Regions from separate parts of the Mus musculus genome. Here all the other regions are linked to region 3. A link is a loop called in an ENCODE intact Hi-C map of the cell type or tissue named here. Cell type or tissue: heart. All regions are shown on one strand. Region 1 overlaps Elf4 (E74-like factor 4 (ets domain transcription factor)). Region 2 overlaps Elf4 (E74-like factor 4 (ets domain transcription factor)). Region 3 overlaps Bcorl1 (BCL6 co-repressor-like 1).

Region 1 (2,500 bases), 73 kb after region 3:
CCTCTTGACCAACAAGTGCCCTGCTTGCTTCTTAGGGGTTCTGTGAAGACCCCACAAAACTGGAAATGCAGCAGAGCTTCACAGGAACCTGACCACTGACCCCCTATAGTCAACAGGAAGGACTAAAGGAAGACTGCGATTGCTAGGATGCTCCTACCTCACAGTTTTGGTGAGCCTGGCCTGGCTCTGTAGTGGGCTGGCAAGCATGGTGGAGGTGGTGGGAACCTCCTCATCCACAGACAATCCTAACTCCAGGCTTGCAGATGGCTGGAGACCAGTGTGTTGGACTTTTGGCTTCTCCCAGGGAGGGTTATCCTTGTCCTCGGGGGAGGCTCTGGTTCCGACCCTGGAGCTGGCTCTCCGGATGGTACTGGTCGAGGGTGTGGAGGAAGTCGAGGCCTGGGAAGAGTCTTCTGGTGTCTCAGGGCTCTCTTCTTCATCATCAATCACCACCAAGTCCTTAGGCATCTCCTTGAACTGGTATACCAGCCTCTGCCCTTCCACTTTGGCCAGGATTCCTCTTTGATAATAATATCTGGAGGGACAAGAAGGGGATTGGTGGGTTTATCAGAGGTTGAGTAAGGAGGCTCTGTCGTTCCATTTGTTCAATATGCTACTTTCTAAGGCTGGGCAAGCACGGGACTCAGGTGGACTGAACAGGGACAGTCCAGGAGACGGTGGGGCTGGGAAAAAATAGCCAACTCTCAGACACAAAGGGCCATTTATGACATTTTAAAAGTTACTACAGTCTATCAGATGTACAAAAAAGGGGTATTCAATGTCAATCCCATATTGCTTTGGGACTAAGGACAGTGAGTAGTAGGTGAAGAGTGAAAAGGGGTGTAAGCAGGCTGGAGAGATGGCTCAGCGGTTAAGAGCACTGACTGCTCTTCTGGAGGTCCAGAGTTCAATTCCTAGCAACCACATGGTGGCTCACAGCCTTCTGTAATGGGATCTGATGCCCTCTTCTGGTGTGTCTGGAAACAGCTACAGTGTGCTCATAAATAGAAAGAAAGAAAGAAAGAAAGAAAGAAAGAAAGAAAGAAAGAAAGAAAGAAAGAAAGAAAGAAAAGAAAAGAAAAGGGCGTGCAGGGACAGAGGGTAGAGGCCCAAGGATGCATCTCGGGGACAACTCAACGCCATCTCTGGCTTCCAAAAATGTGACAAAAGCCCTCTGTAGAAATGTTTTGGGTGTCTGTGGAGCTAAACTACCCTTCAACAAAGAGATGCTAAAGAGGGCTTGTGAAAGAAAAGGGAAATGTTAGAGCCATTTCCTAGAGGGGACCAATCAGGTCTTCCTTCAAGTGGGAGAGCCTCCTTGGGCACAGGAAGATCTTAGTGATCCCTTGGGGAAGAAATTCTGTGTCCCAGCAACTCCTACCTCAGGGCTCGCCCCATGGTCTCGTAGTTCATGTCAGGTTTGTTTTTCTGCTTGCCCCACAGCTTGGACACAGCCTTGGAGTCCACCAACTTGAAGATGCCCTTCTCTCTCTGCGTCCACTTAATGTACTTGGGGCAGGTGTTTCTGTCTTGCAGAAGAGCCAGGAGGAACTCCCACAGATAAATGGTGCTGCCTGCAGAGGGAGAGGTAGTGAAGGGCTGCTTAGGCTTCTGAAATTAAATTAAGGGGGCACCCTGCCCACCTCACCTGAAAGCCAGCTATACCTTTGCCATCTTTGGATTTCTTCCGTATAGGCATGCTAGGGTCAGTGACAGGTGAGGTACTTCGGTTGTTCTTGGTCTTTCGGTCTGTGAAGAAAAGGCAGGTAAGCAGAAAGCTGAAGTCAAAGTTAGCTAGGCAAGCCAGATCAGTAAGCTGGGAGTCTAATCCTTCCCCACGGCAACAGCCAAGAAGTATCTATACCACATCAAGGCTACCACATGAGGAGATGAGAGATTTGCAAATGAGAGACCTTTAGATTCCAAAGTTCAGGTGAACAGCTAGGCCAGACATTCTTGATCTAACTTTTGAAATGGGAGATAGCCTAAAGGTGTTGCTGTGGAGTCGATCAGTGTGGTACAGAGATATGAGGAGGCATGCTGGTAAGGCAGCATCAAGCAGCCATCTCCTAAGTAAATCAATAACACAGGAGCTTGGGAAAGTCCAAAGTCCTTGCATAGATGGCCTTGTTCATAAACGCAATAGAAGCTAGATAAGCATACAGCATGACTCATTTTTATAAGGGAGGGCCCCCAAAGTCCAGGAACTAGCCAGGAGTCTATGCCTGCTGTCCCAACACCTACCCTAGAATCCAATCAACTGGGAATACTGGCATAGCTAGAGGAGTTTATGAATGCTCTGGATAGATAGAAGCAGTGTGAGAGGAAGGCTGGCTTTGGGAAGAACACCTAAGGAAGCCAAGACGTTCAGAAGAGGAACCTTTTGTCCATCCCTGCTGGACCAAAGAGATAGCACCTTAATGTATCTGCAAGCCTCGAACCACTCAGGCTTGGGGCCTCCCAGTCCCCCCAAGGCTCCCCACACAGAAGATGCACATAT
Region 2 (2,500 bases), 65 kb after region 3:
CTGAATAACAGAGGCAGGGGCTTGAGGTCAGCCCAGGCTACATAGGTGAGACCTTGTCTCAAAAGAACAAAAAGGAAATGCGGTTCAGAAGTCAGACAAGTCAGGAGGTTACAGAAGCCCTGTTGAGATTAACAGTATTCAGATAGGCCCCAAATGCCGTGGGAGCTCAAAGGGCTGGGCAAGGGCACCTGGATGCTTGGAGCAGATGGCACGGGAGAGGTAGTGAGCGGTGCATACTTAAATATAAATAGATGCCAGGGAATGGTGTTTGGAATGAGGGCACAATGTGAGTAGAGGCTTGGAGGAGAGAGAAGAGTCAACAGCACTTTCACATTTCATGCTTATGCGTTCTTTGACCCATACAGTAGCTGGAGACTATTGTCAGGTTATAAAGATCAAGGCTGACACGGAAGCTTTTCTTTTGCTGTGTTGGGTAGGGAAGAGCTGCCAAATGTTCAGGCAGACCTGGTAGATTAAGAAGGGGAGCAGGCCTAGCCCTGTGTCCCCCCTTACAGTGGCAGTTTCCACTATCAGGAGGGCTGGCCGCTGGGTGAGTGCTCCTCCCAGGCTCGGGGTGTGTGTGTGTGTGTGTGTGTGTGTGTGTGTGTGTCTCCTCCAGGTGCAGGCAAATGGTTGTAACAGATGCCTCGATTATTCTCCCATTTCAAGGGAGAAAGCGGTGGCGCGTGAAAGTGTTGCTAAAGGCAGGCTAAGGAGAGGGAGCATCGGGTCCAGGACCTGTCTAGAGGTTGGCGATGGCCTGGAGCGTGCTTTAGCGGCTTTAGGGAGCCCGCAGCGAGCCAGAGAGCCCAGTCGCCACTAGCTCACCTACAGGTACTAGAGACGGGGGCGGGGGGCGGGGCCAGGGAACGGTTGGCCAATGGGAAGGCGACATTCTGCGGACTGCTGAACTCTTGGAGAGGGAAGGGGACCGAGGAGAAAGTTTGAAGCTTCAAAGCCAGGGAGATTGTCGGCGGAAACCAAAGCCGCCCAGAAGTTGAGAATCAGGGAACACTTCCAAGGGACAGGAAGACGCCCGCTTAGTCTGCTCTTCTGGGAGCGGCGAGCCACGCCCTGGCCGCCCCTCCCTCCCGGGCTCCGCCTGGCTGGCCCACCATCTCCGGCTCCACAGCGCCACCTGCTGGATATTGGCTTCCATGCCCGGCGCACAGGGCAGAAGCGCTTGGAGGCTGCTGGCTGCAACTGGGAGCCCAAAGAGCTTGCTCACCCTGGGTCCAGAGTCTTCAAAGCTCTAGGTAACTGCCTTTCTGAGTGCAGTCAGCAAGCTCATGACCGGCAGACAAATTTGACTGTTCCCGTCCAAGGATGGGAGTGACATTTCTACCTCAGTCCCACCGAGGGATAAGGATATAGTGCTGAGTGCAGTCACTTGGAAGGGAGGCAGTGGCAGTTGTTTGGGAGTCGCCTATCAACACAGCATAGTTGAAGTTGAAAGCAGCTCTAAGCGCCAGGCGAACCCAATGATAGATAAACACGTGGGTAAAGGGAGTAGCTGCCTGAAATGTTATGATGGGTGGGCTGTGGTCCAGGCTGGGGATGTAGCTCAGTTGATAGAGTATCTATCCAGCATACAGGAAGCCCTGGATTCAGTCTTCAGCCCGAAATAAGGCGCGGGGATGGGAGGGGTGTGGCAACGAATGTCTGTAATCTCAGAATGGGGGAGATCATGCTTGGTCACATAGCCTGGGCTACATGAGACCGTCCCATCACGACCTTTAAAAATGACACCAAAATTACAAAACCACCATGATTATTAGCTCCTGAGCATGGAATGACCTACTTGTCCTCTTCCTGCCCGCCCCCCAGGTAAGGCAGAAGGTCCCACAATTGGAATCTGAACACCTTCAGCCTTTCAATAAACATTTATTGAGCACCTACTGTGTATCAGGCACTGTGGCTAGGTGCTGGGGATACATCACTGACTAGCACACAGCTCCTGCTCTGGAGGAGCTCACAGTCTGTTGAAGGGAAACCGTACATGAACACAATCAAAGAACTACATACAATGTGCTACAATAAGAGGTATATACAAAGTGCTGTGGGAGCCAGGAGGAGGGAGTCACATATCAGCCGCTGGGACGTGAGGACCATCACTTGACTCCTGACTCCATTAGGCAGGCCATCACAAAAGCAGGGGGATTGCTGCCACCTGACTCTGGTTCAAGGAAATCTGTCTCCTGAGGTTCTCCTGTAAGCCTCTTGCAGAACGCTTGTCAGCAAGGGTTAGTTAACCGGTTAGCTAGTTTAACACTCTGGGTAAGGAAGAAACTGAACAAGAAGTTGTCTTTAGGATCAGAGGGATGTTGAAAGTAATACAAATTTTTGATGTTAAGATAGAGGGTGAGGTGGTCCTGTGGGGGGGGGGGGCAGCACTGGGCAGTGAAGCACCTGGAGTAACTGCCTAAGCGAGAGGGGAGGACGGCGGTCAGCTACCTCAAAAGTTTGCTTCCCAGCTCTCATCAGATCAAACAGTAACTGG
Region 3 (2,500 bases):
CCTCCCTTCTTCCTCTCAGTTCCTAGAGTCCGACCGCCGCCGCCGTGAGAGGAGAAGGAGGTCGGTAGCGATAAGGGGCGGAGGGGGGCATCGGATGCCGGCAGTGTTAGGCGGGTGGTGGTTCAAAGAGGGTGAGAGGGAGCTCGGGTGGCGGCCTGAGCCTCCCTGCGGAGCCGACCCGGGAACAGGTGCGTCTTTTTTCTCTCTCCCCCAACCCCTCCACCCCTTTTGACTCCCTGGCTTTTTCGTATTCCCCCACCCGCTTCTTTCTATCCTAAGCCTTTCCCCAACCCTGTCCGTTCCTCTTCCCTTAGCTTCTCAGCTTGCCCCCCGGGGGCGCCGTCCTCTTCGTGTCCCCGGACGTAGAGCTCTCGGGAGCTCTCTCTGTCCTCGCCCCTCCCTTCGGGACAGCTCCCCTCCACTTCCACCTTCGTACCCCATCCCTGCCCTGCCCTATCCCCTTCTCGACCTCCTTCTCTTTTAGCCAGGTGAGACTTGTTCACCAGGATCCAAGAGAGTCTTCCCCTCGGCTGGGCGGGGGTCTCCATGGAAACGGGGGTCTGTAGATCCTGGGGCGGGGGGGGTAACCATAGGAATTACCCCACTGAACAGAAAAGGAGGTGGAGGCTATGGTCTTGGAAGTACCTGGCCCCAAACCCTGATCCATCCAAGGATCCGACGATCCGAAGGGAACCTGGCCAACAGGGCAGGGCGAAAAAGGGCTTGTTATTTTTTGGGGGGGGTGGTGGTGTCCGTGATGAAGTCTTGAAGAGACCGGGAGAAAATGCCCTCCAACCTTAGAGGTGGAGGTGCGACGGGAGCTCTCTCGGGGTTGCTTTCTCCTCTTTTCAGGGGTGCAGGAACCGTAGGGTAAGGGGTACCCCTAGGTGGCGGCGGGGCCTGGGTTCGGGAGTGGGAGTGCTGTGATGGGGGCAGGGGCAATTATCCGAGTCCCTGGAAAAAAGGCGGGGGATGACTTCGGAGCGCCCAAGCTCCGCTGCCCTCGCTCTAGGGGCGGGGGCTACCGGGCCAGGCGAGGCGGGGAGGGTGCTCAAATTGAAGAAGGATGAGATGGGGGCAATTCATACTGGCCCCGGCAAGCCTGGTGGGAGACCCAGCTGGCTTGCAAGCCCTCAACCCGCTTCGCGCCAGGCCTGGAGGCTAGGGGTCTGGGAGGAAAGCAGAGGGCTGGAAAGGAGGGAGGCTCCGGTTACGGGGCCGGATTTCGGGATCAGGGGCAATCCCCTGGCCCTTGGAGAGGGAGGGAGAGGGATGGCCGCGAACCCCAGGGTTCCCCCACCCTGCTTCATAAGGGGCGTGAGGAATGGACAGCAGGCCCAGCGGAGCTGGATTCAAGCGGATCGTGGCCAGGGAGTGGGGGGGCTTAGTGGTGGTCTTCGGGGGGGAGTAGTCCGGCGGCGGGGCGGGCGGGCGGGGCGTGGGGCTCCGGCGGGCGGCGGGGCGGGGCCCGGGCGGCGCTGCTGCCGCTGCCGCCGCCGCCGCCGCTCCTGCTAGGGCCGCCGCCGCCGTTGCTGCCGCCGCCGCCGCCGCTTCTGGGCGGGGAACCGAGGCCAAAGAGAGTCCCGTGCCGGGGCAGAGGGCGCAGGCGGCGCGCGGTGGGGAGGGGGGCTTTCTGCGGGCGGGGGCAGGCTGGGGGTGGAGTCCCCGACGGGGGGCGGTACGAGCTAGGACGACGACGAAGAGGAGCCCCGGGGGCCCGGTGCGTGGAGGACGAGGTGCTGGGAGAAGGAAGGGGGGGGGGTGGGTCCCGCGACGGGCCTCGTGGGCTTGGCTCCCGGAGGTTCGGCTTCGGGACGGAGCCTTGTGGGGGCGCCCAGAAGCCAGGAAAGGGATAGAGGGGTGAACTGGACGGTGGAGGGGGCCCTCCTCGCCGGGGTCCCGTGGAGAGGAAGGCTGGGCCAGAGGGACGTCCGGGCAAGGCTGGGAGGAGCCGGCGGCACCAAGGCTGGGGTTTTCGTGTTATGGAGGTGCAGGAGATTGTTGTATCGAAAGATGTGGTTGAGGGGAAAGGCGGGAGGGAAGCACGCTGCAAACCCAGGAGGCCCAACACCACAGGCCGTTGGGGGTGCCCTTCTGTTCCGCTCAAGCTTCCCCTCCTCTCCCCATTAGAAGCACTGTGTTTTTGTTGTATTGTTTTGAAAATTTCAAGGTTGCCTGATCAAACTGTCGACGTGGTGATACTTTCTTATTCTTGCTGGTTTCTAGAGTAGACAGTCAGGACAGGCTTCAGTTGGCGAGCATTCTTCCAGCCCAGCGTTTTGGGGGCTCTTTGCATGCCCGTGGGAAGGGGGCTTGTGAAGCAAGGCACAGATGAATACTCTCAAGGCGATTTGGAGGTCGTTCCTATGACACTGGGTAGAGGGCAGCTGCAGATAGCTTTGGTCAGACTTCTGGGGTACACTCGAAGGCTTCAAGTGTTAGTCCCATGCGTCTTTCAACTTAGAAGACTATTTCTCGGAATCACACTGCAGAAACGTTT

The links. A loop is a pair of places that touch in the nucleus more often than their neighbours do. Peaks named below come from ENCODE experiments on the same cell type or tissue, not always from the same donor. Only the 100,000 strongest peaks of a DNase experiment are listed, where the experiment ranks them.
Region 1: it touches region 3 in a loop (2.0-fold over the local background); 4 of 42 quality-filtered maps call a loop at or near these places.
Region 2: it touches region 3 in a loop (2.9-fold over the local background); 4 of 42 quality-filtered maps call a loop at or near these places.

The regions. Positions count from the first base shown.
Region 1 is chrX:48,416,490-48,418,989 of GRCm38, forward strand. Elf4 (E74-like factor 4 (ets domain transcription factor)) reads right to left here. Exons shown (of 9, transcript NM_001381876.1): 6 at 1,666-1,749; 7 at 1,382-1,574; 8 at 158-535. Among named protein-coding and RNA genes, the nearest start is that of Elf4, 37 kb to the right of the region's middle. In heart, no CTCF peak of the experiment used is centred here; no DNase peak of the experiment used is centred here.
Region 2 is chrX:48,409,182-48,411,681 of GRCm38, forward strand. It overlaps Elf4 (E74-like factor 4 (ets domain transcription factor)), which reads right to left. Exons shown (of 9, transcript NM_001381876.1): 9 at 1,869-2,500. Among named protein-coding and RNA genes, the nearest start is that of Elf4, 44 kb to the right of the region's middle. In heart, a CTCF peak has its summit at 1,146 (motif pointing left); a DNase peak (open chromatin) is centred at 1,080; H3K4me3 peaks cover 927 bases; H3K27ac peaks cover 542 bases.
Region 3 is chrX:48,343,830-48,346,329 of GRCm38, forward strand. All of the region lies in intron 2 of Bcorl1 (BCL6 co-repressor-like 1), which reads left to right. Among named protein-coding and RNA genes, the nearest start is that of Bcorl1, 3.7 kb to the left of the region's middle. In heart, no CTCF peak of the experiment used is centred here; DNase peaks (open chromatin) are centred at 1,072 and 1,732; H3K4me3 peaks cover 2,500 bases; H3K27ac peaks cover 2,231 bases; H3K27me3 peaks cover 1,222 bases.